Linked DNA regions of Mus musculus: region 1 is linked to region 2. The links are chromatin loops, found by intact Hi-C in ENCODE. Cell type or tissue: heart. All regions are shown on one strand. Each heading gives the region's core, and the rest is flanking DNA. Links, peaks and the distances in the headings are about the cores only. Region 1 holds the start of Xaf1 (XIAP associated factor 1). Region 2 holds the start of Med31 (mediator complex subunit 31).

Region 1 (2,911 bases), core at 157-2,656, 87 kb after region 2:
CACTGGGTGACAAGACTTCTGCAGTTCTTCAGGTGTAATCTTATATGGCTACTGTGCTATGTACAGTTGCACTGCTGACAGAAACATCATTATTCCGTACACGGCTGTATTTGTGAATGTATCAGTTGTCACTGAGATATACTTTGTGATGTGTGTGTGTGTGTGTGTGTGTCTGTGTGTGTGTGTGTGTGTGTGTGTGTGTGTGTGTGTGTGTGTTAGATCCTAACCCCAAAGCCTTATGCATGGTAGGCAAGTGCCATACCGCTACCTCTACTCCAAAACCCTTTGATCATTTTCATTTATCTAATGACGCCCTGTTTCTTCCTTGGAAGGGGGGTGGTGGTGGTGGAATGAACACAGGAAACCAGCAAATCGACTGACTTCCATCATTTTGCACTGTGATAATTTTGGACATGGGCTGCCTTTAACACAATTTGTTTTCTTTGAACCTCATGAGGTCAGCTAGCCTTGTTGGGTAACTGCCTGAGGCTGTGGCACCTCGCTGGAACAAACATATACTGACACAGCAGCAGTTTTGCATGCAAATTCTAGGAGCACCTGGACCTTAAAGTTGCCTGGGAGCTCCAGTGTAACCCGGTCAGCCAGGAGACAGTATCCAGAAGGCTGAGGTGACTCAAGCTCCCAATTGGTTATCTTGTCTGGATCTGAGCACAGCTCCTCCAGCTCCGTGCCTGTGGCAGAAGGGTCACACCTTGGACCACGTTACCTGGGAACTTCTGTGCAGGTTATTCAGCCCCTTGCTGCTCGATTTTACCAGTGAGCATGGGATAGCAAGACCTCCTCATGGTTTCTGTCATCTTGGCTTACATTATTGTTTGCCATTATTGTTTGCTTTGTTTTGTTTCCCAGCAGAGGACAACCTCAGGAGACACAACACAGTTATCCCTGGCCATTCCCAAGACTTGCCCCAAACCCTGTAGCCTGAGCATCCAGCACCCAGAACCCCCTGCTCAGTTCCTCACAGACTTTGTTTTCAAAGTCACCACAAACTGGAACCCACACAGGGGTACAGAGCTTGCAGGAGCTTCTTCTTCAGAGAGCAGACTCAAGCTTAGCATCTCAGGAGAGACCAGACAGAAACAGTAGGAGTCAGTCACAGGTTGAGAAGTGGGCAGGGACCCCATGGAAACAAAGCCAGTCAGGGAGGGAGGGGGAGAAAGGGAGGAATTGTTGTGCTGCCCAGAGGAAACCCGACAGCTAACGCCCACCCTGGAGGTCACAGTCACGGTAGCACAGAGGCTGCACAGGACAAGGGGCATGACAGAGGACTAGCCCATGCTGCAGAATGGCCTTCTGGGAGTGTCTAGCTGCCAGGATCTGGGAACCGCCCTGAGCTGAGAATTTTTGAAGTCTCCTCCCTGCCGCTGTGAGTCAGGCTGGGCAAACACTTTCAGTTTTGTTTTCCTGTGTGCAAAGAAACGAAACTCCACAGAAGCACTGCAGGAAGCTTGACCATGGAGGCTGACTTCCAAGTGTGCAGGAACTGGTAAGAAGGCATTTTCTCCAGGGCTGGCCAGACAGAGGGGCAGGGCAGAGCAAACAAATTCTGAAGTGATGGGGATGAAGTACAACACCAGAGGGCAAGCCGAAGGGGACTGGAACCTCTGGAGTGAAGAGGTTCCAAATCTCTAAGTAGAGTGCTCAGTGGTACCTCAATATCACTGTTCCCTCTTAGCTTGGGTATTTCAGGCTGGCTAGTTTTAGCCATGAAGTATGGAGGGACTGGTCCCTAGCAGGCTATTCCTGTCAGAGCTTAGATCCGTAGCAGGGGTGGGGGGCATCGTGGTCTTCCCACCCATCTGTGAGAGGACCCTTTGAGAGATGTTCCAGGGTTATTCCTGTCCTCCGCCTGACAAAGGAGCTGGGAGATAGAACATGGAGGGCTGAGCAGGAGGCAAGGACCACACCTCCAAGTAAAAAGAGCTGGTTCCTCAGCAGACCCCACCTGTTGCAGTAACTGGGGTAAAGCTCCACAGAGATCTTTGTTCCACTTCACCTTTCAGGATCTCTGGTCTATGGAGTATGGAGGCAGGCAAAACAGAGAGGGCAAACAGAGCAAAGGACGTCATTCTGTGCGGTTGTGGGGACAGCTGGATCAGGCTAACAGCAGTGAGGCCATGAACCAGATCACAGGGGCCTGAACAATTGGAGGCCATGAGCCAGATCACAGGGCCTGAACAATTGGTCCTTTAAGGATACAGCCTGTTTCCTTTCTCCCGAGCTGCCGTGAGCATGAGCAGATGGAATGGGTTGGCAGCGTTCCTGGTGATGAGCCTATCAGAGGAGGACACCCTGCCCTACAAGACTCCCCTGCATCTCAGATGCTCTCTGGGTAGCTGCAAGGGAGCCCAGGGACGGGAGACAGCGTGGTGGATGGACTTTTGCTCTTGAGAGTTGGGAAACCCTTGGAGGGTCTGAGGTGTGGTCAGGGCAGAGCTGCACTGCTGTGCTCCCTTGTTCTCGTGATGGCCTTTCTAGGAGATAACTGGAAAAGGATAGAACTTTACCTCCCCCAACCCTGTCTCTGTGGGGTGATGCTGAGGAGTCGTTCCAGGCACTGAGCCTAGGGCATTGCACAGAGCAGCCAAGCACTCTGAGCTGCGTTATCCCTGGCTCTGTTTTTCCCTTTCCTTTTGACACAGAGTATCACTAAGTTGCCTAGGCTGATCTTGAACTTACTCTATAAGCACAGATAAGCCTTAAACTAGCCATCTTCCTGACTCAGGCTCCTGAACCCCTGTGCCAACAGCCCTAGCTAACTTGTACATGTTTGAAATATACATCTTGATACACAGTACTTATTTGTGAAACCATCTTACAATCTAGGAAATGAAATCTATCATCAATCTTGAAAGTTGCCTGTTGCCCTGGTACCCTCTTCCTCCCCCTC
Region 2 (2,911 bases), core at 184-2,683:
CTGCATGAACAGAAGTGGTGTGTTCTGGCTTATATTACTTAGAGAGTAAGCTGGCTCCCATGAAGACAGTTGTTTGGTTCTGTTTGAAGGGAGTGAGGTAAGAATGGTAGCAGAAATAAATGCAATTCCTAAAATAATCTAAGTTACAGATGACAGTATCTTACATTAACTAAAAGCAGAAAGATTCAAAATATCATTTTCCATTCCCACACAGAGAAAACTGCTCAGTATCAGCACTTTGTATTTATGATAAAGTATACACAGATTTAGGATTATAAAAATTAAACTTACTTTAGATATTTGGCATATTCTGGTTCTTTCCAGTAAAGCAAATACTTAAGATAATTAACAAAAGCTTTGTCTTTGAAGTAACCTCTTTGGGCAAGAACTGAAAGACACAAAGAAACAATCCGTATGTCAACCAACCGCTGGACTACTGATTAGTAATCTCTAAAACAAAGTAGCTCTTAACATCCCTACCAACAGAACACAAGGAATTAAAAACACAAGCCTTTGTTTGCCCAGTTAACTTACAGACCAGAACAAATAAAATCCCATTCAAACACATCGAAGTAATAAATAGTATTACAAACTGCATCTCTTCTCAGAAATTAAGAGCTAGTTGCTTAAGTTAGTGATGTACTTAACTTACAATTAAGGTAGTTTGGGTTGGCTAAACATTGCACAAATTCCAACTCCAACTGAAACCGAAGCCGATTTCCAGCATCATCTAGGAGAAAAGACAAATATCAAAGTGCAGAAGAGACTTTCTTAGAAATTAAAGATATATGTATATGCGTGTGTGTATATATGTGTGTGTGTGTGTGTGTATATATATATATATATATATATATATATATATATATTCACTAAGTAATGAGGCCCTGTTTCCAAAACAAAAATAGTAAAACAAAAAATAGTAAAGAAATCCTTTAAAGTTAATTGAGGAAAAAATAAGTTGAATGGGAATTTACCACCTGCAGGCCACTTTGTTAGCGGAGATCACTGGACAGTCTGTAATAGCTGTGCGGTTCCCTAAGTTGTTATAACCACAACTATCAACTGTGATTACGTTAAGCAAAATCAATGTGCTACACAAAACCGAAGCATGATGCAAAGTGATTAAACAATGGAGAGAAGGCGGTGTCCGCATTAGAATACACAGGTTATCGATATTTCGGGCAAGTTCTTGGGAGTACCTTCAGCACAGACAGTGGAAGGTCTCAGTCCTCTCCCACGGCCCTGCACGGCCCCAAGAGCCAGGGTTGGAGTAGGGGTTTGAGCAACCCAGGAGCAAAGATGTTTTCACAGACCATAGTCTGAGAAGCAGCACAGCCTTCTCCTCCGCCGGTCCCAACTCTAAGGATGCCAAGTTGAACCCGAAAGACAGCGCAGGAAAAGGGAAAAGGGAGGGAATTTCGGGGCGTAGGACCATTCCCTTGGGGTGAAGACTCGGGGTGCAAGTCACAACGTACCTGTCTCCATAGCGACGGCCGCGGCCATAACAATCAGAGTGAGGCGAACACCACCAGCCCCGACCGAACCGCGACTTCGATTGGTGAGAATCCGGAAGCCACGGCTCCTACTTCCGGTCGCGGGGCAGAGTGGGACACGAGGGCGGGGACAACCTCACTTATGGGAAAATTAGCCCCACCTATCTGTGCAGACCCGGCCGGCTGCGCGCGCAGATATCGAGCGGGGCGTGCCGGAGGACTTCTCATTTTTTAGGTCTCAGAGTCCTGCTACCTACCCCGACGTAATACACCACCCTGACGTCACCTTTCCCTGTGTGACGTGACGCAGAGCATGATCCTTGGGCCTCTTTGTCCCACCTGACCAAGGTGTATGGGCAGGATGGCCTCGCCCCTTAGGAGCAAGTCCTCCGCCCCGCGAGTGGAAAGCACCCGCCACAAGGAGACATCGACTGTCCGCGTGGAGACGTCGTCCCACCGCGAGGAAACGTCATCCCACCGCGTGGAGACGTCCTCCCGGCAGGTTCGAACGTCTTCCCGGCAGGTGGAGACCTCCCAGCGCCACCGAGAGGGGCCCTCCCTCACCCCCTCCACGAAGCGACTCCCTCAGTTCCTTGAGGTGTCCTCCCAGCACGTGGAAACCTCCTCGCAGTGCACGGAAACGTCCTCCCGCCACGTCAGGGCGTCGTCATCCCTGAGGGTGGAGACTACTGTGCACCGTGTTGAGAGCCCAGCCAGGCAGAGTGCCAGAATGGCTCGATGAAGTGCCAAAGGTCCTTAGCCAGGACTGAAGAGTTGCCAGCCAGCCATCTTCCAGGAGAACCGAGCATCTTTGGTTTCATGGAAAGAACCCATAAATCAGTGTAAGAAACAGGCTGTGGTTTCTGGGGGCTGTTAACATGTATTGACATTGCAGCACCTTAGACCATCCTGTTGTTGACCCCAGTGTGCTATTAACTTGAAGCCAGCACAGAAGGTTTCAGACTGGTAGTGCAGTATAAACCTGGCTGATGGACAATGAGATTCTTTGAGTCTCTACACCAGGTAAGTTTTATAGTCTTAGGTCACTCTAGGATGTGTTGACGACTTGAAATTTGCAAAGAGGGGCCAAACTTGTCATGATTCTTGACCGCTGGCCTGATCATATACCTGCTTGAAACCTACAGGGCAAGGTATCATCTTTCATACATTATTAATTGGCCTTTATTAATACTTATATTTCATTATACATTTTCTCATGTTGTCATACATAGTATTCCACCCACACTTAAAAAATTAAATCAGGGGGTATAGGAAAAAACAGGACAATTAATAAACAATCAATAAAACCATTAATAATCTTGGAAGGGAAAGTAAAGAAGAAGCCATGACACTTGGCCTGAGGCGTGAGATTGACAGGATGGTAACTGAGTATTACTGCATGCTAGGTAGTAGTTAGA

The links. A loop is a pair of places that touch in the nucleus more often than their neighbours do. Peaks named below come from ENCODE experiments on the same cell type or tissue, not always from the same donor. Only the 100,000 strongest peaks of a DNase experiment are listed, where the experiment ranks them.
Region 1: a loop joins it to region 2, with 2.7 times the contacts of the local background. A loop is called at or near these places in 7 of 42 quality-filtered maps.

Annotation. Positions count from the first base shown.
Region 1 is chr11:72,300,203-72,303,113 of GRCm38, forward strand. Xaf1 (XIAP associated factor 1) reads left to right here and starts at 1,427. Exons shown (of 6, transcript NM_001037713.4): 1 at 1,427-1,507. The coding sequence starts at 1,476. In heart, for the core only: no CTCF peak of the experiment used is centred there; DNase peaks (open chromatin) are centred at 1,349 and 2,259; H3K4me3 peaks cover 644 bases; H3K27ac peaks cover 1,153 bases.
Region 2 is chr11:72,213,486-72,216,396 of GRCm38, forward strand. Med31 (mediator complex subunit 31) reads right to left here and starts at 2,107. Exons shown (of 4, transcript NM_026068.2): 1 at 1,476-2,107; 2 at 653-730; 3 at 292-388. The coding sequence starts at 1,503. It overlaps 4930563E22Rik (RIKEN cDNA 4930563E22 gene), which reads left to right and starts at 1,653. Exons shown (of 1, transcript NM_001163728.1): 1 at 1,653-2,911. The coding sequence starts at 1,846. The coding sequence ends at 2,235. In heart, for the core only: no CTCF peak of the experiment used is centred there; DNase peaks (open chromatin) are centred at 1,606 and 2,116; H3K4me3 peaks cover 1,746 bases; H3K27ac peaks cover 1,450 bases.